Regions from separate parts of the Homo sapiens genome. Here region 2 is linked to region 1. A link is an interaction called in ENCODE POLR2A ChIA-PET data of the cell type or tissue named here. Cell type or tissue: MCF 10A. All regions are shown on one strand. Each heading gives the region's core, and the rest is flanking DNA. Links, peaks and the distances in the headings are about the cores only.

Region 1 (17,576 bases), core at 3,944-11,943:
TAGTTTCTTTACCTTCTTTCTCCATACCTTACTCTGCTTCAAATTCTTGACATTGGGTTTCATCTCACTGATTTGAGGATTCTAAAACACAGGGGAATGCCTGAGACCTACTGGTGCTTCCTTGGGTTATATCAAAAAGTAGAACTGAAGTATTATTGAAGTCACTCAAATACATTCAAACTATATAGATCCCTTACAAATTACTGGTATCAAGGTAGGAAGGAAAAGATACAAGAAGAAAAAGACATCACAGAACTCATTACAGGTTATCAAAATTATTGGTATACAGTCTGTCTCAGAATAAAGTAGCCTTCTCAACCTGCTGCATAAAATTACAAGCAAGAAAGGAAGTATAGGAATAAGGTTTATGACTGAACTGGCTCTGTGCCATAATTCTCCATTGTGGCATTGTCAGAAGGATCCCATTAATGCAGAAACTGCTGGAATGGTTCACGTTTTGATTTATTCTTAACTCCCTTAAGCCTAGTGTCTGTTACTTCTCTTTCAAGCCGAGAAAATCAGTTGAGCAAGATGTAACTGAGTTTTACCATCTTTTCTTTCTGAACAAATAACAACAATGACCTTGTTCCTCTCCTCCTGTGTGGCATGCCATCTCTGATGTCCTGGAAGATCTTTTCTCTTCTACTCTGCCATTGGGGTAGACCTTCTGGTAGAGGGGAAAGGGACCAGGGTTGAGAGTCAAGTTATGCTTTGTGATGAGTCCATTGGTAATCTAGCTACAGCTCTAAGCTGCTCCTGGATCTTTGGGTCTCAGCAGAACATGATGCTGACTCACAAATTGCTACAAGGTAGCCTGGAAAAAAGTCTATAGCCCAGAAGGAGCCTGAAAACCTGAACTCCAACAAACGGTGCCCAAAGAGCCAACCATTCACTCATTAACTTGACTTCTAAGCCTATTTCTGTAAAACGGGAATAAGAACCTTAACCATCAGATTGTAAAGACAAGGTAAGATAGTCCATTCAGTGTTTACGGCACAGAACCAGGAAAAACAGTAAGCAGGCACTCACTTTTGTAGGTTAAAAAGAAAAATAGAATGAAACTTATGTGTGAGTTCTAAATTAGTTTAAAAATCATTTAAAGACAACCTATGAAATAACTTCTTTGCCTAGGATTATTAATGGAAATCCAGCAGATATTCTCAAGAAAAAAATGGAATTAGTTTCTCCCCCCCTTGGACTTACGAATAAACAGTGTTAGAACTAAATGGTTTTTTTCCTATTCTAAAATCAAAAAAAATACACCATCCCTCATCCTCGTGTCTGTGACAAGTCGTACCCAGATTGTATTAAGAATTGAAAAACCATCCTCATTAGACTTGAGGGCCCTGTAGACATGCACAGCAGACATTTATTGAGCACCTATTATGACCACCAGGAGTAGACCAAGAGCTTTAGATGGATTCTCTGAGTCCTTCTTAACCAATATGCCAGAATTCATGGAAATAACTTCATTGTTGAGCAGACATGTCTCTTCTCTAGGCCAAATGACAAAAATGTACATTTTGCTTGGTATAAATACCAAATATGTTGTTGCTGTTGTTTTTCTTATAACCAAAGCAATATTTCATTGTAGAAAATAAATCATCTGTTATCCTACCAATTGAGTGCCATTAAAATTTGGAATGTTTCCTATGTCATTTTTTTCTCTCTCTGCTGTTTATCTACAAAATTGGAATTATGTAATCATTCTTTGAGCAAATGCTTTTTTGGTGGTTTATACTATCTCATTATATGGATAAGCCATTAATTACTCATCCGGGTAATACTGGGAAATTTGGTTATTCCCTTTTTTTCACCATGACAAATAAAGCTGTAGTAACCATCTTTGTACATCTCTTTGATTTCCCTCTTCCTAGGAAAATAATTATTAATTTGAACATGACCATCTTTTGGGCTTGCAATATCTTCATCCAGAAAGGTTGTGGCTATTTACACTCTCAGCAGCAGTATATGAATATGAGTGCCTGACTCCTCTACTTTTGTCAGAAATGACAGTGTGATTTTAAAAACACACAAAAAAGTTTACAAAAAAGTTGCCAATTTCTTAGGAAAAAAAGTATCTGATTGTTTTCTTAAATCTGCATTTTTAAACTATATACTATAAGGTTATTCTTCTACCTTCCTTCCATACAGGCTATTTTCTTTGTTCTGCAAATTATCTATTCCTATCCTTTGCCCATTTAAAAATCTGTGTTAGGGATATCCTTCTTGTCTGACAAAAACACTTTCTATGTTAAAAGTATTAATTTTTTTTCCTGTAATATTTGTTGCAGTTACTATGGTATTGCAACAGTATTCCTGGGCAGTATTTATCTTTTAAATGTTTACTGTACTATTTCATGTAAAAAGTTTCAAATTTGTGTATGCAAATGAATCATCCATAGCCTGCCCAAAGCCCTCTTGTTTTCTTTTTGTTTTAAAAAAACGTTAATTCTATCACCTCAAGGTTCCTTTTTTTTTTTTTTTAAGACAGGGTCTCTTTCTGTCACCCAGGCTCAATTACAGTGGTGTAGCCATAGCCAGGTCTACAGGCACATGCCACCACACCCGGCTAATTTTATTTTTTGTAGAGATGTGGTCTTACCACATTGTCCAGGCTGGTCTCAAACTCCTAGCCTCGAGTGATGCTCCCACCTCAGCCTCCAAAAGTGCTGGGATTATAGGCATGAGCCACTGCACCCTGGACCCCCAAAGCCCCTTTCTGTCCAATTCATTTCTGCCCAGATGAGGCGATGGATCCACCCTCTTGCCAAACACGGTAGATTGGCACGGGGAGGGGCAGCTAACCAGAAAGATGCAGACACAGCTGATGTAACAAAACTATATTAATGATGAGCCCAGTGAGGGAAGATCCTCAGATTCAGTGCCCAGATCCTGGTCCTTCCAGAATCTAGCCTTGCTTCTCTATCTCAGCCTTGAGAAGGTCCAGCCCAATGACAGTCCCTGCCCTGAGGTTAATCCAAGATCACTTTACAGTAAACTCTCCATTTACTTGTGGTAATTTGAGTTGGTTTTGTTCCTCACACTCAAATTTATCTTCACTAAAACATGACAAAGAATTCTTTCCCTTGTGGTTTCTTCCACTGCTTTTATATTTAAAAATACTTCCCCATCCCATTATTAGTTAGGTAGTCATTTTTTTCTCCTGGATTTTTTAAAAACATGATTTAAAAAAAATACACACATAGTTCTCTAAATAATTCGCCTGGAGTTTATTTTGGTGTAGTTTGCTGAATAATCTACCTCTTCTCCATGGGATTGCTGTATTCCAGGGATCATATATGTCTGTATGCTGTCTGTCTGTGCATTTCAAGGGCTATTTATTCTGTTCTATGTGATTCCTATGCTGGCACTAAACTGTTTTTAGCTTTACTATATATTTTACATTTGAAATAGCAAGTTTCTCTTCGTTGCTCTTTTAAAATGTTTCCTAGCTATCCTCTCTAAAACCATTTTGTTATCAAAAAATTCTTTTTTATTTCATCATGTCACTGACTGAACTATCTCAACCTCTAGACAGCCAGTTATGGCTTAACCAAGTCCAGGAAATCCATCTTTACAAAACCAGAAGACAGCCTGGTGCGGCAACTCATGCCTGTAATCCCAGCATTTTGGGAGGCTGAGGCTGAAGGATCACTTGAGCCCAGGAGTTTGAGACCAGCCTGGGAAACACAGTGAAGCCCCATCTCCACAAAAAATATGGAAAAATTAGCCAGGCTAGGTGGCATGCACCTGAAGTCCCAGCTACTCAGGAGGCTGAGGTTGGAGGATCGTTTGAGCCCAGGAGGTCAAGGCTGCAGTGAGCCAGGATTGCACCACTGCACTCCAGCCTGGGTGACAGAATGAGATCCTGTCTCAAAAAACAAACAAACAAACAAACAAAGAAACAAACAAAACATAAAATCTCCACAACTTGAAGAGATGAAATCACTTCACGACAGCCAGGTCTACTGCTGTAACTCCTGTCTTGCAGCCCTGCCAGATAAAATTAAGAAGGCAGCAAAGAGAAATTTAGCAAATGTGTTCTAAATAGTATTATAATTTGCCTCTTTTTTTCTTGTATTGGGTGAAGAAAACTGAGCAGTCCATGAAATTAAAACAAATTAATTTACTTTCCTAAAAGGTTTTCAAAAATAGACAATAACAACCTTTACAATCTCATCTAGCACTACATGCGTTCCTTGATATTAAATCTTTTTTATTCTTAAACACTTATACTATTTGTTTTTACAAAACAAGATTCAATAGTCACTGGGACTTTAAGGAAAAATATCTATAACAACCCCAACCAACTACTACATTTTGTCACATCATGACTTAAACCAGCTTACCTTAAACATGCTGAGAACACTGACAACAGCCTACAGTTGGGCCAAATCAGGTAACGCAAAGCCTATTTTAAAATTAAGTGCTGATATCTCAGGTAATTTATTGAATATTGTGCTGAATGTGAAAAACAGAATGATTCCACACCACTGTAAAGTTGAAAAATCATAAATCAAACCATTGTATGCCAGACAGTCTGTGTATGATTGGATATTTTCAGTGAAATATAAAAACATTTATACATTATCTAAATCTAGTATTTATGTATATTATTTGTATACATAAAAATAAATAGGAAGATTACTCATATTGGGACTGTAGTGATGAATTTTTCATTAAAAGGAAAAGTGATAGACTAGAGAAAAAACACCTGGAATGTTCCAGAACTGCCTGGTTGGCAGTCCCTTCCTTCCCTGCTGCTCCACTCCTGAATTTTTACACATCACAAAAACAATCAAACAAAAAGAAAAAAAAAACTCAAAAGATGTTATATCATAGGGAAAAGTATGAGTAAGGAATACAATGTTATCTCCTTACCAGAAAACTAGAGACTACAAAATATTTTAAAATGCAACAACTAAAAAGGTAAAAATGTTAGTGTATGTAACTTTATATATTTAATACATATATTTAAATATAAATTTAGTATATTTTACAACACTGCTGTTGACTGAGAAGACAAATGCAAATAAACAGATTTGAAGATTTCGGGTGATTTCTTAATGATTCTACTTCATTAATTTAAAAGCAAAGTACTTTAAAGAAGGCGTCACACTTTTTAATGTAACCAGAGGAAGAAGAAGTCATCCCTTGACTGAGATTCTCACCCACTTCACCAAAATCATCACTCATCTTAAACCATTTTGCAGATGACAAAACTGAGTCTCAGATGTTGCTATTCTAAAGTTCCACGGCTAGGAGACTGAGCAGGACTTGAGCCCACCACCCCAGGAGTTCTTTAGCTTTTTTGTGCCATGTACTCCTCTGACAGTCTGGTAAAACCTATATACCTCTTCTCAGAATAGTATTTTTAAATTCCTAAAACAAATACATAGCACTAGAAAGGACAAAAATTATAAAGAAATAATAATTATCAAAATATTTTTAGGAAAAAATTGTGATAGAGTAATATATGTTCTTTATTAATGTATTAAATAAGAAGATATACTAGTGGGTCTGATAACTATGGTAATTTTAAAGGAGTCATGAGCATTAATATTTCAACAACTTTAACGTGGTATGAAAACAACCGTGACTTTTACTGTTGAAAAGTCACAGGTACTGCTATTACTACTGGCTTGTTGCCTACATTCACAATTAGGGTGTCATTTGCTGAATACTTTAGTTCCTTCTCCAAAGGAAAGTACCCTGCAAATTTGTCCAAATCAAAAGTCTAAAATTTCCATTAAAGGTTAGTGAAAATAAAGATGTAATTTTTTTTTCTCATGGAAGTTCACAGACTCCCTGAATTCTGTCTACAGACCTCTTGGGAACTGCCCATTCTGGCTAAGTGCTTAGTGTAGAGTCCAGGTAGACTTCTCTAAGGAGTCTGCAATGGGGAGAATGGCGTGAACCCGGGAGGCGGAGCTTGTAGTGAGTGGAGATCGCGCCGCTGCACTCCAGCCTGGGCGACAGAGGGAGACTCCGTCTCAACAAAAAAAAAAAAAAAAAAAAGAGTCTGCAATGGGTATAAAATGAATGAATAAATGCAAGTTCCCACTGAAACACTGAGGTGGGTCAGGCACCACTGCCAGATGGTTCACTTCCTCTTTCAGGGCCAATTTAACCAGCCCATGCTCCCTAACTACAGTGTGAGTGAGTGTGTGAGTGTGTGTGTGTGTGTGTGTGTGTGTGTGTGTGTGTGTGTGTTGGGGATTTGAGATATGGATTACTATACTTCCTAGAGGCACCTTCATTTACCTGCCTAACCAGTATCTTGTATCACCTGATTATCATTTTCTAAGATCACACAGCCTAGGGTACCAGAAGGTATAACAAGGTCTTTGGGAAACAGACCAGGTTGTGAGGCCCAGCACAGAGTAAAAGCCTCAGCTAGTCTGCAGCAGCCTCTGCTATGGTCAGGAGGAGCAGGAGATGGTCAAGTGGGTACTGATGGGACAGCAGCCAGTGCCACCGTGGCCATAGCAGGTATCCATTTCCAATGGTATAACTTGTCTGCCTTGGAGCAGCACATTTCTGATGCCCTGGGTCAACATTTCAGATTGTAATGAATGTCAAACAACTGTTACTGAGATTCTTGTCTGATATTCCCTACACCTTTTTTCTAGAGAGGAGCATACTCCAGTATTTTGATTATTCTCTTCATAAAGGATGGGATATGCTCATTTCATCTATTCAAATTTTTAGATTAACTTAAGATAGCTAAAAATTTAAATATCTAAAATGCTGCCAAAATAAAAGAGAAAACACATTTGGCTTTACTCTCTCAACTTTGTATGTGAGAGAGAACATTCCTGTGTTCATGTGCATGTGCGTGCACACGTGTACACTGCTTCGTGGGGAAGGAAACAGAGCTTCCCTGTGATTTCCTAGATTTCCTCCCTGTGGTTTTCAGAAACCATGTTCCCAGCAGCAAATCCAAAGACTTGCCTTGAGCATGCATGCCATTTTTGCAAAGAGACCAAAAAAAAAAAAAAAAAAAAGTCTGGATGTATCTTTAAATGGCAAGGAAGTAGGATCATAAACACAAATTTAAATAAGCAAAGAATGATTAAACTTCAAAGCAAAAAAGGAAACAGAATAATTCAGACCCTGATATAAATAAAAGAACAATACTCTAGTTCAAATTCCCTAGCTAGGCATTCAAGACCATGCTCAATCCAGCCCTACTAACTTGTCCTCAGAGGTCCTGCCCTGCATGGTCTGGCCTCTTCTGGCTGCTCCGGCTTTGTATCAACCTACTCTTGCCCTCATTCTCCTTCTCTAGACTCAGTTCCTGGAATATCCCAGGCTCTCTCCTACTTTGGTGACTTTTAACTGCAGTTTTATCTGCCTGAAAGGCTCTTGATGGTCTTGCCCATCACCCTTCTCCCATTTTTTAGTTACTGCTGTTCATTCTTCAGGTTTCATCTCAGGCCTTCCCTGATCCTCCAGATCAGCCAGATTTCCAAGGCCTGTGCATTAGATTGGGTCAACTGTGCTCTAAATCAGGGTGTAGAGTCAAGTATGGGGATGGCGAGGCTGCCCTACTGGCCAAGCCATGCACCTTAGTGCTGGGCTTTGTCCAGCTGGACACTTTTTCCAGTCCTTTATGTGAACTGGAAAAGACTCCACTGGCTTGCCAAACCATGTGCCTACAGGTTTTCATATACCTGGAGGTTGCCTTTTGTTTTGTCCTCTGAGAGCGGATGGCTTTTTCTTATGTGCACAAAGGCATGCATATCATATCATTGACCCTATAAATCTCCCTGCTTTACACATGCAATTGGCTTTTTCATTCATAGACTTAACAGAGTCTGTGGTCTGTAGTCATTGATATCTATGTATAATTAAGTGGTATCAGAGTTTCCCATTAGATGGTAAGATCCATTAGGGCAGTAACCATGGCTTTTTGCTCACAATTATCCCCAGTCCCTAACACAGGGTCTGGCACAGAATAGATGCTAAATGCATTTTTTTGTTTGGTTTTGAGATGGAGTCTTGCTCCTTCACCCAGGCTGGAGTGCAGCAGTGCAATCTCGGCTCACTGCAGCCTCTGCCTCCTGGGTTCAAGCAATCCTCCCATCTCAGCCTCCCAAGTAGCTGGGACTACAGGTGTGCACCACCATGCCCAGTTAATTTTTATATTTTTAGTAGAGACAGGGTTTCACCATGTTGGCCAGGCTCATCTTGAACTCCTGGCCTCAAGTGATATGCCCACCTTGGCCTCTCAAAGTGCTAGGATTACAGGTGTGAGCCACTGTGCCCAGCCTGCTAAATCCATGTTTATGAAGTGAATTAATTAAGAAGAAAGCCATAGATATGCTGTAATGAAAGAAATAACCAGACTTAGGGCAAGATGGAGGTGTCTAGCAGATTTACTTATACTTACTGAATAAATCAGGATTTGACAGATAGTAAGAAGGAAAAGTTGGCAGACCGAAGGACAGACTTTGCAACTTCATAATCGAAGGAGAATTTCCACTGAAGCATTTCACCCTAGGGCTAGGAAGAAACATGCTGCTTCTAGAAGAAATCAGAGTCAGGCTGGTAGTGCCTCAAGAGCCTGCTTGGGAATAAAGGGCGTTTTAAATAGGATAGCAAGCTGGGAGGGAACCTAAGTGAGACAAAAATCTAATGATTCATGAGATTCCAGGCAGACCAAGAACCCTGGAACTTGCAAAACTTGTTGCAACAAGAATTCTTGCTCAGTTGGCTGAAGACACTGAGGCAGAAAGCCTCTGTGTGTCACTTAGTGCACTGCACAACAGGAAAACCAGCTTCAAGTGAAGATCTGAGGCGAGCATAGGAGTAGTTATGGCCCGAACAGCCCTGAGACTTGGAAAATAAAGATCTGTATAGTTCCCTGAAGACAGGCAGGGAACACGAGCATCGGTACAGACTTAGGTGCCTCAATTCTAAATTTCTAAAAATTTCTCCCTATGGAAAGGGAGGGAGGGAAAAATGCAAAACACTTTTTCATTCTAGAAAAAAAAATATATGCTACACCAGATTACATGTATATATTTTAAATTTATCTAAAATATATCAAGCCATATAGCACTATTACAGATTCTTTCTTTACTTAATAGTATAACTTAAAGATCTTTTCATATCTGCACATACAGATTTTTTATTCTTTTTAACAGGTGCGACACATTCCACAGTATGATGGATCATTCTTTAGCATAAAGAGGGTCATTTAGCTTGGTGACACAGCTCAGGCTTTTGTGTTTTTAGAGTAGCCTCATGGGGTAGGAAGACTCCAAGATGGCCTGCAAGGACCCCAGCTTCTAAGATTCACACCCTTGTGTAATCCCTTCCCACACTGTACCTGTACCAGGGTTGGTCTATGTGATCAATAATCTACAGCAGAAATAATGGTAGGCCACTTCCAAGATTTGGTTATAAATGATTGCAGCTTCCCCCTTGGGTGCTCTCTGACTGGCTCCCTCTGTCTCTCTTGGTTTATATGCTTTGAAAGAAGCCAGCATGTATATCATAAAGGCACTCAGGCCACCCACGGAAGGTCCAGGTGGTGAGGAACTGAGGCCTCCCAACAGCAAACATGAGTGTGCTTGGGAAGTGAATTCCCCTGCCCCACTTGAGCTTTGAGATGAATGCAGCTGCTGCCCACAGTTTGGCAGCAACTTCATGAGAGACCCTGAACCACAAATGCCCAGCTAAAGTGCTCCCAATTCCTGAACTCAGAAACTGTATGAGATAATAAATATTTGTTGTTTTAAGCTGTTAAATTTTGTGGTAATGTGTAATGTAGTACTGGGTAACTAATACATCACGTATGGTGAAGTCGTAGCAGTAGACTACGTAGATCAATGGTATATGCATTAAACATTTTGAAAGATATTGATAAATTATCTACCAATGAGGAGCCACTAACACAGCAAGGGCTCTGATTTCCCCAAATCCTCACCAGCATCAGAAATTATTAAACTCAACAATGTTTGCTAAACTAAATGGGTGAAAAATGGCATCTGATTGCTTTGACCTGTGTTTTTTTAATTTCAAAAGTTCTTTGGGGCACATACCAGGCTTCATCAGCAATGCACAGGAAAAGGTGCATGGTAGGGTTCAAGTGATTCATTACACAATAAGAGACTCTGAGCCACCCTGCCTCAACTTCTAAACCACTGCCTTTCATTTAAAATTCCCATTAAGCAATTAATTTTATAAAAGAAATAACCACTGAAGTTGAGTCTAGGAGTGAGAGTGTCTGATTTTGATTACTTTCTCGGAAATGTATAGAACATTAAATGATTTTAATAAGAGGCGTGCCCTTGAACCTCAAGCCATGAGCTTCAAATCAGAAGAGATGTAAATTCAAGTGTTAATTCCCTTTAATGTTGCTGAACCAGAAGTTCGATAACAAACTAGAGTAAGTAACCAGAATCAAATGGCAACCAAATGTCTGTGTTTTCCAAAGCTACTTAAATGAAACATCACTATAGTCTCAAATCAAATATGAACTCAACTATGTCTTTATCTGGATTTAGTTCCTGGTGAGAATAAATGGTTCTGAAAAAAAATGATCTTTTATGAAAAGCTATAAAGAAGACTGGAACTCAGTGATATTTGAGAGAAGCAAAAATAATACTCCTTGCTAGAGAAAAGCATCTGAAATCATTGTAAGTCTCCTACCACCAGCAACCCCAAGTTCCATAATAATGAAGACAAATGTATATTTAGTATTTTTTAAAATAAACACTATTCTTGATGACATCTCATTAAATTATCAAATATACCTGTTTCTACTGCCAGAAGTGATAACATTTTTATAAAAATAAACCTACCTCTTATAAAGATACAGTGGACATATCACATCAGAGAAATTCTAGAAAGAAGTTCCCAGATACCAAGGGCCAAAAACCAAGACAAATAGTTTTAGATGATTTCAAATGGTCTTTAATCACATAAATAAACAATTCAGAAGGCTTTGTATGGTTATTAAACTAACTAGCTGATTTCTCACTGGTACATGACGAATAAGTGACAATATAATTTAATTATTACTGTTACTTTCCCAGGCTACAATGGTCAGAGAAAGATTTTTTTTTTCTTCTTGTAAGAGATTGAGTCTTGCTCTGTTGCCCAGGCTGGGTGATCATGGCTCACTGCAGCCTTGACCTCCTGGGCTCAAGTGATCCTCCCACCTCAGCCTCCAGAGTAGGTGGGACCACAGGCACACACCACCACCTAGCCCAGCTAATTTTTTAATTTTTTTGTGAAGAAGGTGTCTTGCTATATTGCCAAGGCTGGAATTCCTGGGTTCAACTGATCCTCCTGCCACAGCATCCCAAAGTGCCAGGATTACAGGCGTTGAGCCAGAGGAAAGGAAATTAAAGTGTTGGTTCCCACAGCAAGGTGGATGCCATGCTCAGGGTTCTCTAAGGTTCAGGCCAGAGGACATTTTATTTGCACTAAGCAGTATCATCCCCCAAAGCACTGTTTCCCAATAACAGTCAAAGAAGGCTTTGGATAAGGCCATGGAATGTTAACTCTTTCTTTCCTCCCTTAGGATAATGTGGCTATGGAAGGCAGGCAGTCTCCAAAAAGCCAGGAGAGTGAGGGACTCTGGGCTCATTGAAGTGAACTCTCCTTCTTCTCCCTAGAGGTCTGCTGGATTCTCAGAGACACAAAGACAATCATCCTTGTCTTGTTACTGGCACATGCTCCACACATAGCGTGTGCTCCATAAAGATTTTCTAATAACTCATCTACGTATAAGCACTATCTCTTATTGTACTCACTAACTCACCACCTCTCCATGTAGGAAGGAGAAAGGATTCTCTGACATGGAAGTTTCTCATCCAGTGGCAGCTCAGAATTCTGACATGCTTGCCAGGTACTTCATCTACAACCTTCAGACAACACAAAACAAACATATGTTTTGTTGAGATATGCATTCTGTCCTATGAATCATTATGGATCCTACTGAATCCCTTGAGTGAATACTACTGTGAACTACGATTGGGTCATTCTGGCTACTGCAGCCAGCCTGCTTGGGTTTGAATCTAGCTCCATTCTTTACTGGTTGTGTGACCCCAGGCAAGTTACCTAAGTGTTTAAGTTTTCCTCATCTCTAAAATAAGGATACGAAAAACCTTTTCCTAAGACATGTAAAGTGCTTAGAACTGTGCCTGGCACATAGTGTATGCTGTTGGTATTATTATATGAATTGCCCTGTCTTTTACCTTGATATCCCCACATCTGGTAGGATGTTCACGTGAGACCCTGCAGAAGGGCTGGGGTTTCTGCTCAAATATTTAGGCAACTCTATGTGGCTAAGCTGATGATCTTCCCAACAAGTTGTGACAATAACTGACAAGCTAAAGATGACTGCACCCGGTATAGAAGAGGAATTTGCCTGAAAGCAAAAACAAGAGCACAGTTCAATCACCTTCGCCCTTCCTTTCCCAGAATATTCAACTTCAGCATATTCAAGAGTTCTATACTTGTAAAACTGTCATAGGATAGCTGGCTAAGCTCACAAACCACACCGGCCCGAAGCCACACTGAATCCTGTCACCTTCCCACTCAAGTTCAGACGCTTCTAGCTGAGCAACTCTGCACGCCAGTCCGTGATCCCCCTGGTTTCCAGATTATTAAATGAAAACACATTCGTTGGCACACCTTTCCCAAAAAGCCAATCAAGCAAATGAGCTTTCCCTCTGGAGTGCCAGGTCCACTCTGAAAGAAGAAACCCAGGCCACTGCTTTTAAAGTTTTAATGGGAGAGCACTGTAAACAATTAAGATTCTTTGGGTTCTTAACATCCTCAGAGGACCATGATGAGATCTCTTCGTAAATATTTAAGAATCACATATTTTCTCCCTGTCATTTCTGCCAGGGTCTGAGCACAAGATATATATCCATATCTGTCACCTGAAGACATCCAGACAGGCCACTTATAAACAGCCTTAGCTGGAGACCTAAAGAAGAGGTGAGGTCATAATTCTGTGTGCTGGGGTGGAGGCATGTGGTAGATGGCGAGGTCAAGGCTGGTTCTTCTAATGATGACAAGAAAGTATGATCATTGAGGATGGTGCTCAAAGTCATTATTTTAAAGATATTTGCTTAAATAAACAAGCAAAAAATAAAACCTAGGGGTCCTGAGGGGGAAAATAACACACTGGCTGTGTGTGAAAAAAGTATAATTTATATTTCATCTGTACTGCTACCTTCACACTTGGACAAAATCAACAACAGACATAAGTGGTTCTGGGATCCCACCCTTCTCCAAGAGGCCAGATGTCACAGACAACATGTCTTTAAATCCCAATTCCTTCATACCCACCCCCAACTATGTGGGGTTTAGTACATTTATTGGTTTCTCTATATCTCAGTTTCCTCAGGTAAATGATGATTGTTATGAAGATTTTTAAGATAATTCATATGGACCACTTAGATCCACATGGCAAACAGGAAGCATACAACAATTGTTAGCTATTATCATTTGTTTTTGGAACTGGCTTTCAAATAAATGAAATAATTCTTTTAAATGGTTAAAAAATAATAAACATTTGGAGAAAAAACTGGTATGATGGCATTTACGCTATTTGTGGCAATACCATTTACAGGTACAGATCAAAAAGTCACCAAATTGCATGGCATCAGAACTACAAAAATAACTTTTTAGCTTCATAAACTTTTTCTAAAACTAGATTAGAAATTCCTGGCTGGGCACGGTGGCTCACGCCTGTAATCCCAGCACTTTGGGAGACCAAGGTGGGCAGATCACCTGAGGTCAGGAGTTCAAGACCAGCCTGACCAACATGGCGAAACCCTGTCCCTACTAAAAATACAAAACCTTAGCCGGGCATGGTGTCATGCACCTGTAGTCCCAGGTACTCGGAAAGCTGAGGTGGGAGAATTGCTTGAACCCAGGAGGTGGAGGTTGCAGTTGAGATCGTGCCACTGCACTCCAGCCTGGAGGAAGGAGCGAGACCCAGTCTCAAAAAAAAAAACAAAACAAACAAACAAAAAAAACTCCTATAGCCACCAATGCTGCCAGAATCAAAGATGTATCATAAGTCTGTCAATCTCTTTTAAAATCTTGGTACATCTTATAACTTAAAAATTATGTTAAGATGCAATTTGTGAATATACATTTACTTAAAATATTACTACTAACTACCATGAAAGAACAATAACAACTAAATTGAACTAATAATTTGAGCACTAGTTTTTAGTATTTGGGTAAAAGATACATGCATTATGCACTGGATTTCTCTGGCATTTATTAACAATTATTAACAATAATGGATCTTTATTTAATGACTTCACTTTCAAAAACTAAGTAGTACCTGACATGTTACCACTCATTATCCATAGGTGAGGTATTTTAGTTTGGTTATGTTGTAGTAACAAACATCCCCAAAACAGAATGGCTTAAAACAACAAGGGTTTATTTCTCACTCGTGGGTACATGTTCATCACAGGTCAGCAGGGTCACTGCTCCGTGTCATGTCCTTATTCAGGAATGCAGATTGAAAGAGATCAGAAATCTGGAACTTTGCAGGTCACCATGGTAGGCAGAATGGAGATTGTAGAATTCTGCATTGGGTCTTAAGACTTCCCCTTAAAGGTGACACATATCCCCTCCACTCACATTTCATCTGGAAAAACAAGTCACGTGGTCACAATGGGCAAAGAAGTGCCCATGGACCCAGAGGGAGGAGATTTGGAATACTAGTGACCATGTCAAGTGACTACCATACCATATAAAGAAACTTTGCAGGATTTTTTCACTTTAATTTAAAGGTTAAAACATGCAGCTGTGAAAAGTCCTGGGCCTGATTGCTTCACTGGTGAGTTCTACCAAACATTTAAAGAACAAATACCAATCCTTCTCAAACTTTTCTAAATAACTGAAGAAGAGGAAACATTTACTAACTTATTTATACAAGATCAGCATTATCCTGATACGGAAGCCAGACAAAGACACTACAGAAAAGAAAATTATAGATCAATATTTCTTATGAACATTGATGCAAAAATCCTCAACAAAATACAAGCAAACTGAATTCAGCATAGTAAAAAGATTATACACCATGACCAAGTGGGATTTATTCCTAGAATGCCAAGATGGTTCAACATATAAAAATCAATCAATGTAATATACCACATTTACAGAATAAAGGGAAAAAAACATAACCATCTTAATTGATGGTGAAAGAGCATTTGACAAAACTCAACACCCTTTCATGATAAACACTCAACAAACTAGTAGTAGAAGGAAATCACCTCAACACAATAAAAGCCACATGTGAAAAACCCCAGTGAACATCATACTCAATGGTGAAAGATTAAAATCTTCCCCTCTAATATCAAGAACAAGGGAAGGATGCCCATTTTCATCACTTCAATTCAACATGGAACTGGAAGTTCTAGCCAGAGCAATTAGGCAAGAAAAAGAAATCAAAGGTATTCAAACTGTAAAGAAAAAAGTAAACATTTCTTTTTGCAAGTAATATAATCTTATGTTTGGAAAACGCTAAGGATTCCACACACAATAAAAAAGTCTGTTAGAATAAATGACTTAATTACAAAATTACAATAATCAAAACAGTGTGGTACTGACATAAAGGTAGACATATAAAATGAAATAGAATGGAGAACTCAGAAATACACTTTTGTATATATGGTCAAATGATTTTTGACAAGGTTGCCAAGACCATTCAATGGAGAAAAGAGAGTCTTTCCAACAAATGGTGCTGGAAAAACTGGACACCAATATGCAAAAGAATGACATTACTCTTACTTAATACTATGTACAAAATGACCTCAAAATGGATCAAAGATCGAAACATAGGACTAAAACTATAAAGCTGTTATTAGAAAGCATAAGGCAAAAGCTTCATGACATTGCATTTGACAGTGATTTATTGGCAATGACACCAAAGTCACAGGCAACAAAAGAAAAAAAATTGGATTTCATGAAAATGAAAAGTTTTGTTCATCAAAAGATATGAGTGATAGAATAAAAAGGCAACCTACGGAATGAGAAAGAATATTTGAAATCGCATATCTATTAAGGGATTAATATCAAAATATATATAGAATTCCTAAAACTTAACAAGAAAAGAAGCAAACAACTAAATTGAAAGATTGGAAAAGGACTTGAATAGACATTTCTCCAAAGAAGATATACAAATGGCTAATAAGCACATGAAAAGATGTTCAACCTCACTAAATCATCAGGGAGATATAATTTGAAACTACAATGAATTACCACCTCACACTCAGTAGGATGACTACTCTCATGAAAACCCAGAAAATATCGTGTTGGTGAGGATGCAGAGTAACTAGAATTCTTGTACACTGTTGGTGGGAATGCGAAAAGTTACAGCGACTGTGGAAAACAGTTCTGGCAGCTCCTCAAAACATTAAAAATCAAACTTCCATATGGTCCAGCAATTCCACTTCTGGGTATGTGCCCAAGAGAATTGAAATTAGGGTCTAGGTGCGGTAGCTCACTCCTGCAATCCCAGCATTTTGGGAGGCCGAGGTGGGCGGATCACCTGAGGTCAGGAGTTCGAGACCAGCCTGACCAACATGAAGAAACCCCGTCTCTACTAATAATACAAAATTAGCCGGCATGGTAGCGCATGCCTGTAATCCTAGCTACTCGGGAGGCTGAGGCAGGAGAGTAGCTTGAACCCGGGAGGCGGAGGTTGCGGTGAGCCAAGATCACACCATTGCACTCCAGCCTGGGCAAGGAGAGTGAGACTCTGTCTCAAAAAAAAGAAAAAATAAAAAGAATTGAAATTAGGGTCTTGAAGAGATACTTGTACACCCATGTTCAAAGCAGCATTATTCACAATAGCTAAAACATGGAGACAACTCTAGCTTCTACTGACAGATGAACATGTAAGTAAAATGTGTATATACATACAACGGAATATTATTCATCCTTAAAAAGGAGAAGCTAAAGAGGAAATTTTGATACAGGATACGACACGGATGGACCTTCAGAACATTATGCTAAGTGAAACAAGCCATTCTCAAAATGACAAACATTATATGATTCCACTTATATGAGGCACTTAGAGTAGTTAAAACTATAGAGACAGAAAATAGAATGGTGGTTGCCAGGGACAGTGGGGAAGGAGGAATGGGAAGTTACTGTGTAATGGGTACAGAATTTCAGTTTTGCTAGATGAAGAGTTCTGGAGATGGATGATGGTGATAGATACACAGAATTATGAATGCATTCAATGTCACTGAACTGTACACAACTATTAAGATGGTTAATATTGTTATGTGAATTTTACCACAATTAAAAAAACCCAAACATGCAGCTGTATCTAATTCAAACATCAGACATAACAAATGTGCCTTTTCAATTCCCCCTTGCATAGCCCGTATATAACCTGGGCTATGCAAGGGAGGGAATTAGTACTTTGTATTCAACAGAAGCCAACTTGATTTTTGGATGCAAAACGAAACTTGGATGAGAAAGTTGCAAAAAGAAATTAAGGTCCCAGTTAATTTGTTTCTTTTTGAATTTCTTATCTGTTTTTCCATTTTTAGGGAAAGTAATCTTTTTTT
Region 2 (12,788 bases), core at 1-8,000, 66 kb before region 1:
CTGAAATTATTATCATTACTAAACAAAGGAGCAAGAAAACAGCATTAGCTGCTTTGCAGATATTATTTTACGTACTATTTATATCAGTCCTGCAAGGCAAAGAGTGAAGCCCTAATGCTTGCGGGGGAAGCTCAGAGAAGCGCAAGCCCACAGGGCTGCTCCTTGCCTTTGTTACAACTGCAGTGATTTGGTAACTAAATTCAAATTCAATTCAGCTTCATTTTTATTATCACCTGTTTCAGCAGCACTGAGAAGCAACTTCTTTGGTAACAAACTTTGAAATCAAAACACATTGAAAGTAAGATATGGCCATAAACCATATGGCCATCCAGTGCCGTTCTAAGAAAGGAGACCTGAGAATGGTGATTACCAGAGGCGATTACCTTGTGCAAAGGATAGTAGGCTTGGGGCAAGGATGAAGAGGGGATGGTTAAGAAGGAATACATTCTAGTGTTCAACAGCACAGTAGGGTGACTAGAGTTAGTAGTAATATATTGTATATTTCAAAGTAGTGAGAAGATTTGAAATGTTTCCAACACAAAGAAATGATAACTCTTGGGTATGATACATATACTAAGTACCCTGATTTGACCATTACACACTGTATGCATGTATCAAAATACCACATGTACCCTATAAATACGTACAATTACTATATGCCATTTTAAAAATAAATAAGTAAATAAAAATAAAGGGGATTTGAGAGAATTGTCATTGGAGGGGCCCCATCTCAGCATCACAGGGGACCCCATCTGCACACTGGCCCTACTGGGCAGGACAGGGAGCCTGCTTCTGTAGCATGACTTCATGTCTCATTTAATTTTTAAAGAACTGTGCCAAAAAGAGAACCTGAAGACCTTCAGCTGTCAGAAAGCAGGAAGTGGGAGCCGGGTTTGGGAGATACACAGCAATTCTTCGCAGAAGTATGCCCTTCCCCCTTAAAGGAACCCCAAATGGAAGTCTTTGTCAGGATGCGTTACTCAATTAGAACTGGAGGATCTTAGTCACAATCCCACCCTTGTGCAAAGGACACACTGAAAGCTGCAGAGAGCAAGATCCCTAGGAGGCCCTCGAAAGCTGGGAGAACAGAAACTCCTAGTGATGGTGACAAAGAAGGCTTGTTTGAAAGAACCATGAGTGCCTTCGGGTGCAGACTCAAAAAACCCCAAGGAACCTTTGCCTACCAAAATTTTTCCGACCACACCCTACTCTGTGTAGAGGCTTCCACGTCTTCTTCAGTTATCTGTATTATTATCCTCCTGGAAGTGTAAGTTGATGTCAGTGCAGAACACACATTTCTAAGGTTCTAGTGTAAGGGGTTTTTGTTTGTTGAAGTGTGTCTATAAGAATTAGAAGTACTAAGGAAAGGACATCATCCTAATTTTAAATCCTGCTAGTTTAAAGAGCAACAGCTCAAAGAGTGACTTTAAGAAACTGTTCCTCCAATGTGCCTAACGTACTTTTCCTCCACAGGTTTAAAATAGACAAATAGTCTAGGCCAGGGGTCCCTAGTCCCCAAGCCATGGACCGCTACTGGTCCATGGCCTGTTAGGAATTAGGCCACACAGCATGAAGTGAGCGACAGGCGAGTGAGTGAAGCTGAGCTCTGCCTCCTGTCAGATCAGCGGCAGCATCAGATTCTCATAGGAGCACGAACACTACTGTGAACCGTGCATGTGAGGGATCTAGGTTGTGTGCTCCTTATGAGAATCCAATGCCTGATGATCTGTCAGTGTCTCCCACCATCCCCAGATGGGACCATCTTGTTGCAGGAAAACAAGCTCAAGGCTCCCACTGATTCTACATTATGGTGAATATGTAATAACAGAAATTAAGTGCACAATAAATGTAATGTGCTTGAATCATCCTGAAACCACCCCCACCCCGCCCCACCCAACTCCCCATCCATGGAAAAATTGTCTTCCACAAAACCAGTCCCTGGTGCCAGAAAGGTTGGGGACTGCTGGTCTAGGCCTTGCCATTCAGTGTCAGGTATGATTCATCATATATGTTTTTAGTATGTTTCTATAGACATGTATGCATTCAGCCCAATACACACATCCCTCAGACATGTAACAATCAGTGTGAACTGAGTATTCTCCCACTGGAGTAGACTAGATGAAAGTGACTGAGAGGAAGTGTTGAATCTGTTTCTCCATCTGTAAAATGGGGACAATAAAACCTAACTTGCAGAGTTGTGGGAATTAAGCATATACATGAAAGTGTTTAGCAAAGCTAGGCACATGGTAGGTGCTTAATAAATTATAGCTCTTACAATGATACTGAAAAATGAGACCAACTGGTCCAACAGAAAATAAAACTGTCTAGGTGAGAAATGGGGCCCACATCTCAATCAGTCAGTTCACATTCAGATCCTCAAAGAAGCCAAGTACCAAAGGGCCTCGGTGCTTCTCACTCTGTCCTGGCTGGCTTCTCCTGCTCCCATCTCTTTATTTTTATTTCTTCAGAGAGAGTCTTGCTCTGCCACCCAGGCTGGAGTGCAGTGGCATGATCTCAGCTCACTGCAACCTCCACCTCCCAGGTTCAAGCAATTTTCCTTCCTCAGCCTCCCAAGTAGCTGGGATTTCCCTGTAGTTGCCCTAGGGAGAAACAGTCTCTTCCCTTCTCAGTGGTCCTTCCATCGCACCATCATGTTGTATAGAATTTTAGGCAAAATGTTTGCCTCCCTTACTGAGGGGGAAAACATGTTTCTTGTCCATCTTTGTATTTTGGGTACCTAATGGAGTCCTCGTGTGGCCCATATCCAAGGGTTGTGAACACTCTGGCTTTGGAGGGAAGCAGTGCTGGGGTGTGGGGGTAGCAGGGTGGAGGCTGTTAAATGGTATTACACAGAAAGTGTCCTGGTACTTTAGTAAGGGAAGAAAACCATCAACGTTTTGCACATCATAATGGAAGATGCAGCCTTTTTAAACAACACAACTGATAATAAGTTTTGAGCAAAACTATGCACACAGAATAGGGCATAGGCCCTGTTACATGAATAGCTTGGAACTTAGGAGAGGGGCAACAGGACTGCAAAGAGAGGCAACCAAAGTTGATACTAGAATCCCACTGTCCATTATTCATTATTTGTATTTATTTAAGTACAGTTGTCTCTGCTTATCCATGGGGGATTTGTTCCAAAATCACCAGTGGATGCCTGAAACCTCAGAGAGTACTGAACTCTACATATACTATATTTTTCCTACACATACGTACCTAACTATATAAATTAGGCTCACACCTGTAAGCCCAGCACTTTGGGAGGCCGAGGTGGGTGGATCACTTGAGGTCAAGAGTTCGAGACCAGCCTGACCAACATGGTGAAACCCCATCTCTACTAAAAATACAAAAATTAGCTGGGCGTGGTGGCGTGCGCCTGTAATCCCAGCTACTCGGGAGGCTGAGACTGCAGATCACTTGAACTCAGGAGGTGGAGGTTGCAGTGAGTCAAGATCGTGCCACTGCACACCAGACTGGGTGACAGAGTGAAACTCTGTCTCAAAAGAAAAAAAAAGGAAGGAAAAGGAAAAAGAATTAGGCACAGCAAGAGAGTAACAACAGTAACAACTAATAATAGAACAATTCTAATAATATACTATAATAAAAGTTATGTGAATGTGTTCTCTCTCTCTCAAAATATCTTAGTGTACTATACTCACCCTTCTTCTTGTTGACTCTGGGTAACTGAAACAGTGGATAAAGGGGACTACTAATACCCACATAAATCACATGTGGAATCAGGTCCAGTTCTCTTTCCATAATGTTCAGTGGGCTTTTTTTTGTTTTTTGAGATGGAGCCTGGCTCTGTTGCCCAGGCTGGAGTGCAGTGGCACAATCTTGGCTCACTGCAACCTTCGCCTCCCGAGTAGCATGCACCACCACGCCTGGCTAATTTTTGTATTTTTAGCAGAGACAAGGTTTCATCATGTTGGCCAGGCTAGTCTCAAACTCCTGACCTCAGCTGATCCACCTGCTTTGGCCTCCCAAAGTGCTGGGATTACAGGTGTGAGTCACCACACCCGGCCTCAGCCAGGCATCTTAAACTCTGTCTTTTGCTTTCATCATAAAGTTCTGAGTTAAAGAACCTCATGGGTAGGGCAATGGAGTCAGCAAACAAGTCCGGTCAAGACTCTTGGGTTTGTACAAAGCAAACATGAAGTTTTGTAATAAAGGCTCATGACAGAAGTTCATTTTAATGAGGCTTCTTTCTGTCTGGAAGTGTAAGCTGTTATGCTTGTGATAAAGCAGGCTCTTGTTGGCTTGGTGACTAGCTGAAGGATCACCTGAAGAATTTTTCCTCCGCTCCTTTACCTGTCTGGATGACACTGGGAATCTCTGTTAGTTGCTGGACTGTGCATTATCACTAAACTATATTTCTAATAACACAGTCACTGAGATAATGCCTTTTGTTGAATAATTTCCTCATTCAGTAAGGCTTTTAAAAAATTATAAATTTTTTTATTTCAGTAGCTTTTGGGGTACAAGTGGTTTTTGGTTACATGATAAATGACACAGTGGTGAATTCTGAGATTTTAGTGCACCCATCACCCAAGCAGTGTATATTGTACCAATATGCAGTTTTTTACTCCACATCCTCCTCCCATCCTCTCTGTTCTGAGTCTCCCAAGTCTATTATATCCTGAGTCTCAGTTTCTTGACTTATTGTTATCCTTCCTTGACAGCCTTTATCCTGTACTGTGGGACTTAACTGCTTTCTGAGTGGCAAACAGCATCCTGATTAATGAAGCACAATTGCCCCACCTGCATTCTGGTGCATAAATTTAATAGGCATCTCCCTCCTCTGTCCACCTAACACCCTTTATCCCCTAACCCCTTCCTCCATGTTTTACCATCCAGAGGCAACCTCAGATCCAAGTTTCCATAAGAATCTGTATGTTTCAGCTCTGTCCTTGAACCAGGACTGCAGGAGCAGATAACCACGTTCTGCAGCTTGAGCATCTGTGCACGACTAGCTAGAATCCAGAATACACAGGAAGAGGAGGCTGGAAAAGTGAAAGGAAGGCTATCCCCAGGGGCTGCTGGGCTTAAACCACCGCCTGCAGGGCTGCAGGGCCCTCCTCCTGTAGGAAGCAGGTGCCTTCCATCCCTTTCTCAGGGCTGGATGTGTCAGAGCCTCTTTAATCACAGAGCACTTTTCAGCAGCATTTTCGTTTATAGTCAAACAACAAGTCATAAGAACAGTTTTAAATGCCAAAGACATACTGAAGAAAAGCAAAAAATAATTAGCTGTGCTGTTAAAGTCTCCTCCCCTGGATTACTTCATTAGAAAAATCAATCGAGGCATTAATGGCTTTCTCCGTCTCTAATGAGCTTTATTCTAATTAGACTCACGTGTTATTGTTTCAGCTGGAAAAAGGTCTCGTTTGTAATGAGCAGTGGAGTGTGACAGCCTCTGACTGTTTCTTTGACCATATATAGGAATGATCACCGTGATAATAACAGCAGTGACAACAATCCCCGGATATTGGGCTTTTCATTTCCAAGAGAGAGTAAGTATTAACTAAACAGCTTCGAAACCCCCATGAAGTGTTTATTATACCCGAATCCCCATTTCACCAACAGTAAGGAGGATATTTTAGAAGCCTTTTTTTTTTTTTTTTTGAGTCAGAGTCTCGCTCTGTTGCTCAGGCTGGAGTGCAGTGGGCGATCTCGGCTCACTACAAGCTCCGCCTCCCAGGTTCACGCCATTCTCCTGCCTCAGCCTCCCGAGTACCTGGGACTACAGGCGCCTGCCACCATGCCCATCTAAATTTTTTTGTATTTTTAGTAGAGACAGGATTTCATCGTGTTAGCCAGGATGGTCTCGATCTCTTGACCTCGTGATCCGCCTGCCTCGGCCTCCCAAAGTGCTGGGATTACAGGCGTGAGCCACCGCGCCTGGCCTAGAAGCTTTAAGCCACGTACTTTTCAAGCTTTATCTGAGGCTGGCACTTGGATGACTTCAATGATGTTCTTTCCCCACAAGGAGGTGAGCAGGAGTGAGGATAAAGACATGGAGAGATAATGCAGACGACCACGTTCTCTTGGCCATACTGAACTGATGTCCGAGAGCAGGCCTTGGCAAACTTCCTCTGGGAAGGGCCACAGTAAATATTTTAGGCCTTCCATTCCATATGGTCTCACTGCGCTTCAACTCTGCCATTGTAAGCTTGAAAGCGGCCATAGATAAAAGTAAATGAATGAGTATGGCTGAGTTCCAATAAAACTTTATTTATGGACACTGAAATTTGAATTTCATGCTGTTTTTCACATGTCACAAAATAGTCTTCTTTCATTTTCTCCCAACCATTTAAATGTGTAAAAACCATTTTTGTCTCGCAGGCTGGATGTGGCCTATGGGCCATAGTTTGCCTGCCCTGCCCCAGAGAACAGAATTAACCACCAGTAGCATCAGAGGCTAACACTGTTCAAGGGTTTTGCCCTCTTTAGAGCTCAAACAGCAGGGATAATTTCCACCTTGAGAGACATCTCTCCAGAGCTCTTCTGCAAAAACTGTTCTTATTTTACAAACATGAAAACATTGAAAATCAAAATTAAATGGAAAAATTCATCTCCAACAGCATCTCTTCCCAATCAGTCTTCAAATTTCATTTCAATCTTTGTCCATATGCATGACATTTTTATACCATTTTAATCCTATTATAGACACAGTGTTTTAGTTTGCTTTTTTTCACTTAACGTTATCTTGTAAAATTCTTCCCTGTTGTGACTGATTTCTTCTAATCAGACATATCATAATTTTTTGTGGAATTTTTTTGTGGAAGATTTCCATGCTATTTGTTGGACTTAATTAAAAGGGATGTCTTAGTGTCTTCTCAAGTGTAACAGTTAAGATGCAAATGCTACCACCTTGCCCTCAAGCCAGGAAACCTGGGAAAACCCACTTGGTAGACTGGAGCCTCACACACCTCCCCCAGGATTCACTTCCTTTTGGACAATGGCTTTAGCAAATCTGGCATTTTAATTCATTTGCCTCTTGATGTGCCTTCCAGACAAACTCTTTAGAGCTCTTTGCTCTGAAAGAGCTCTCTGTTCCACATACACCCTAGAATTTATGTTGAACTTGGATGGAGGTTTGGGGAGACTAATCACACATCTCCTTTCATTACAGTTTTTAACCAGGAAATACAGAAAGAGTTAGATGAGGATCAGTTTTCTTGCTGGATTAGAGAACTTGGTAGGTCCCCATTAGTCCCTTGCCTCACACCTGCTGAGACCCTCTGGATGGTGACTGACTCATCCAGTCACATGTGGAGAAAGAAGAGGTTGGGTTTGCCCCTTCACTGTTCCATGGGCTGGGCCTCTGGAGAGGGAGAGGTGAGGGACATACTTTAAGTTGGTTCCTTTCTTTCCTCTCCACAAAGGGGGGTGACACTGTTTGAGGGACCACAGGGCTCACCTTCCCTTCCTTTCTCTTTGCTTTCAGAATAGGAAGCACATGCATTTGGCCAGGAAGAAGACTTCAGCTATTGATGGGAGGGCCCTCTTTCTAGAAGGCAGAGAACAATGGACTAGCCAGACAGGAAGGAGAGAGGCCCAGAGCGCAGTAAGGAGTGGGCATCTGGGACCCAGGGTTGGGAAGAACACTTCTGTTTGGCTTCCTTCCTCTTCTAGGGCATGGCTAAGGTGGCCAACCTGCATGCACCCCAGAAGAGGAAGATAAGTAGGCCCATGGGACTTTATTATGGAGCCTGAGGCTTTCACTGGCCTGATTAATCCATTTTCTGGGAATGAGCACTTTGGGAGGATAACAATCAAAGGATCCCCAGAGGACACGTGACAGGCTGGGGCCATCAGAACTACTGATCCGTGGGTACTATCCGGCTTACTGAATTATGAAACACAGGTTAAATTAAGGGTTGTCACACATTTGGCTAATTGGCCAATAAGAACAGCAATTAATAGAGGTCAGGCAATTCAACTGCATCTGTGGCCATGACTATCAGAGCCCTTGGAAACAGCAGTGATTTCAAGTGAAATCTAAATCAGCAGTGTTTCAGGTGACCTAGAGCAGGGCCCACGGCCCATAGCCCATATGTTAGCACTTCCTGAAGGTTTTCTTCCACCCAAATCCACATGTTGGGACCCAGGGGAAGGTGTAGCAAAGCCAGTGACCACTGTGTAATCTTTGTTTTTTCTATTTGACACTTTGTCAAAAAACACATTCCTGTTTTCATAGACTTCTTTTGATTTTGAGAAATTTAAAAGATACAGAAAAGTATGAAGAATGTAAAGACACTATATTCCCACCACTAGACATAAGAACTAGTAATATTTTGTACCATCTCCTGCTAGCCTCTGCCCTCCTTCTAAGAAATGAAACTACCACCCATTTCTCATTCCCCATCCCCGGGCACAGCAATGTTCATGGGTTTGGTCGGTTTGTATGTTTGGTATCATTTTAGATACTTTGATATTCATCTTATATCGATATAACAAATATACTACACTTTTATGTGTATATGAATATTTAAATATATAACAGATAAAAACACATGCCATTTGTAAATATGCCATGTAAAAACTGATGGTGCTTAATAAATATTTGTTGAATGTCCATCTATAAACAATGTATTTGTGTGTTTTTAATGTACATGGTATCATACAATTTTTATCATTCTGCATAATCCTCTCTTCACTTAATAATTGTATTTGAAATCTATAATTGTGACTCTTTCTCTCTATATATGTATATATATACACACACATATATATGTATATATATACACACACATATATGTGTATATATATACACACACATATATGTATATATATACACACATATATATGTATATATACACACACATATATATGTATGTGTATATACACATGTGTATATATATATCTATATGCTTGGTTTATGTCTCTTAACTGCTGCATAATATTGCACTGTATGAATATGGAGGATTTTAATTATTCATTTCTCCATGGGTGGATACTTAGTTTTCTTCCAGTTTTTTGGCTGTTGAATAAAGAATGCTGCAGTGAACTTTATTGTAGTTTAATTGATGGTTTTTACCGGTTTGCACTAATATTACTTCTTTATATATTATGCCTACAAATCATTTGATGTTTTAAGTGTTATAAATATATTCCAAACTCACTCTAGATCCACACCTGGGAATCATCCGGCCCATTAATAAGGTAGATACTGACCATGATACTCATCCGGCTCCCTGTGCCTGTTTTCAATTTGTAAGAAGCCCAGAAGAGAGGCAGGGTATGATTATGCATCTCTAAGCAAGCCTCCAACAATCAATTTTGTAAATATGAGCTTACAATTTTTTGGTACTCCTTTTTGAATCAACTTAGAAAAATGGAATTGAAGTGAGGGGAGTCTAGAAGTGTCTGCTCCAAGAATGCTTTCTCTAGGAACAGAGCAGAATGTGCCTGCACTTGATAGAATTGTGAAAGAGAGGAATAAAGTGCACCAGAAATAACATAATACTTCAGAATAAATTTTTCAAGCAATGTTCAGAACATAATGTGCCTCATAATTCCTTCCCAGCTGATATAAACGGGAATGTCTCATTCTTTGCTATGGAGGGTGCTGTTTAGTGGGAGATGAAAAGTTGAGGGTAAATTGGATAAGACATTCTCTAAAGTTCCTTCCAATGCAAAATGCTATTCTTCCAGATTTGAGGCTCCCTAAAGACAAGAATCCTATTTTATCATTCCTCATTATGTGCCTCTCATGGCCCTGGCTCATTTCTAGGTCCAGAGAACATGTTCATGTCAAGCTTATTAAATGGATCAAAGAAGTCAGTCTTACAATTTCTATGATTTTGTTTGGAGCCCCTTTCCTAAATTTTTTTTGTTGTTGTTACAAGCATATTTAGGCTGATAGTAATACTTTTTTGTTTTTTAAGAGACAAAGTCTTGCTCTGTCACCCAGGCTGGAGTGCAGTGGCACAATCACAGCTCACTGCCACCTCAAACTCCTGGGCTCAAGTGATCCTCCTGCCTCAGCCTCTCAAGTAACTGGGACTACAGGTGAATGCCACCATACCTGGCTAATTTTTATTTTTATTTTTTGTAGAGACAGGGTCTTGCAATGTTGCCCAGGCTGGTCTCAAACTCCTGGCCTCAAGTGATCTTCCCACCTCAGCCTCTCAAAGTGTTGGGATTACAGGCATGGGCCACTACACCTGGCCAATGAATATCTTTTAAAAGGCTTATAAAAGCCTTTCAAATGAGACACAACAATTAAGAGTAAAACTTCCAAACAGAAAAAAATATATAGGGATTCAGCTGTAGCTGTATCCATGCCACTGACTCACTGACTCATTCTGTAATCACAGCTCGAAAGTTAGCACAGGTTATTTAATGGCTCTGTAAGTGTTCACAAGAATCTAACTCCTGAACATGTTTATTACACCACATAGGAGGGAGGTGGATGAATACACTGGAAACTGTGCGATTCTACTACTCTTTCTACAAGGAGATATTTGTACCGTAGGAAGGCACTTGCTCACGCAGGATCCAAGTTTCTAAGTTCTGCATTTTCAGGTTCGGTTTAGCACCACCCCCAACAAGCCCATCCCAAATCCTTCCTGTATAAATGGCCTTGATGGTACAAACACAGGCGACTTCAACCAAAATGAAGGCTACCAATTACAGAGCACATACAACACAGCAAACACTACTGGAGACTCTGTGTATTTTCTTCAATATCCCAGACCAGTTAGTATTATTTCTCAAATTTTATTGGTGAGAAAACTGAGAATCAGAGAGTTTAACTTAACCTGGGGTCACACAGCTGCTGCCAGAGCCAATCCTTGGCTTTGGCCCAGGTTTGAAGCATGGGCTCTTTCTCTTGCACCATGCTGCCTCCTTCCCTTGGCCTCTATCAATCCAATTATCTGGCACTGTGCTTGCTCTATACCTGCTACGCTGCTCCAAGTAGAGATGTCTACTCTAGGAGTCTTCCAGGTAACATTTCCTGCCTTTGTATGCTTCTGTCTCCATTTGAAGCCCAGTGTTCTTATCTGCACCATTCACTCATTCAACAAGTTTCTTAAGCATCTGTTTTGTCCCAAGCCCTGTGCTAGGTTCTGAGGAAACAAAGACAAATGAGACCCAATTCTTATCCTTAGGGAGCTGTCAGTCTAAAGTGAGTCCTTTTAGATGTTCGTAAATAACAATGCAGTAGTTACCAAGAGTGGGACCCTTCTCTCCCTGCGTGTTCTCTGCAGGGCTGAAGCAACATCCATGACTGCCAAACCTAATGAATGGAAAGGTAATGGGAAGGAAGAGAAAAGGATAGCTGAAGAGAGGGCAAGGAGAAGCTGAATGAGAACTAGTCAAGGGAATGAGACACACCAACATTCCTGTTACTCTCAGTTGTACCTTGGGTTTCTTTCCTTGTCCAAATACTTGCATCCATGGCAAAATGATACCATTCACTGATTGTGCCTCACACTGCTATTGAGTTCAGAGTGTTGTTGGCCACACCTGATGCACAGAAATGGCGTGGTTTTTATTTGGACTCATGACTATGTTGCATTAGAAACTGAACTCTCCTTTTCTTCTTGCTCCCTAAAGAGCCAGGCTGATAGATCCTCAAGAATTTTCTGAAAATCAAGCCCTCCAGAAAAAAGAAAGTGTGTTGCATTTCTTTTCAGCTTGTTGCCTGACTCATTTTCCTTGACAGACTCATCTACTACTGTTAGCTGGATGGGCATGCAGGATCCTAAAGCCCAGAGTATGCACACACTTCACCAGTGGTTCCTACACCAGTGTCATCATCATGACAATTAAGAAGTCATTTGCATAAAACTATGCAGTAGAGATAAAACCAAAACAGACTGAGTCACATCCTTGCCTGTTGTAATTATAGCTCTAATTTGGCTGAAGAATGAGGAAAGGTACACTCAGAGGAGAGAGATGGCAAGGCAAGGTGATGAAGGGAGAGGAGACAAAAACAGACTTGGTTATGAGCAAAGCAACTTGGTTAAAATATGTTTACCATGGAGCAAGAAATTGTTTCATGGAATGACGATGGCAGCCCTGCCCACTGCTAAACTACATATGCCAGCAAGAGTATCTCTCTGCCAGTGCTGAAGGCTTTGGTTGCTACTGAAAGTGACAACCTGCTGGGTGGGAGGAACACACCATGACTTTCTCTGCACACGTGGGGCAGGTCATGTTACATTGTTTAGGTTTTGACGTGACAGTCCCAGGTTTTCTTATCATTGGTGGGCACTAAGCAGGTCTTTACACACACAGTTAAAAAAATAAAACCCATCATCATATCCACCACATCTGCCAAACAATTATATTTGGTTCTGTAACAACTCTGAGGTTTAATAGACTACAGAAATCGTTTACACGTAGAACCCAACATCATAGTTCACAACTATGTGCAAGTCACTCTCTTCACTGGATGAAAAGCAAACGTCTTCTGATCTCTGACACACCGACTCATAACATGGATCAGACTAATCTGATGTACTGTCAGTAGACAATTCTTGAAAAAAATTTACGAATGCAGATTTACCATGACCTTTTTCACCAACCACGTTAGTTCTGAGGCCATGGAAATAATGCCACTTCAAGAACTCCAACATTTTGTAAGTGTAAATGACTGTTCAATAGATGTAGAGGTCTACAGACAAACAAATATCTTTTATTTATTTTTATTTACTTTTTTGACACGGAGTCTTGCTCTGTCGCCCAGGCTGGAGGGCAGTGGCGTGGTCTCTGCTCAACTGTAACCTCCACTTCCCAGGTCCAAGCGATTCTCATGCCTCAGCCTCCCGAGT

What was found. ChIA-PET counts read pairs that join two places held together with the same protein. Peaks named below come from ENCODE experiments on the same cell type or tissue, not always from the same donor. Only the 100,000 strongest peaks of a DNase experiment are listed, where the experiment ranks them.
Region 2: POLR2A ChIA-PET joins it to region 1 with 15 read pairs; 2 of 35 experiments call an interaction of 5 or more read pairs at or near these places.

What each region holds. Positions count from the first base shown.
Region 1 is chr1:184,536,855-184,554,430 of GRCh38, reverse strand. All of the region lies in intron 3 of C1orf21 (chromosome 1 open reading frame 21), which reads right to left. Among named protein-coding and RNA genes, the nearest start is that of C1orf21, 160 kb to the right of the region's middle. In MCF 10A, for the core only: no CTCF peak of the experiment used is centred there; a DNase peak (open chromatin) is centred at 8,660.
Region 2 is chr1:184,603,684-184,616,471 of GRCh38, reverse strand. The region is part of intron 5 of C1orf21 (chromosome 1 open reading frame 21); the gene reads right to left. It overlaps LOC107985236 (a long non-coding RNA gene), which reads left to right. Exons shown (of 4, transcript XR_001738328.3): 3 at 5,371-5,513; 4 at 7,451-9,013. Among named protein-coding and RNA genes, the nearest start is that of EDEM3, 140 kb to the left of the region's middle. In MCF 10A, for the core only: no CTCF peak of the experiment used is centred there; a DNase peak (open chromatin) is centred at 4,101.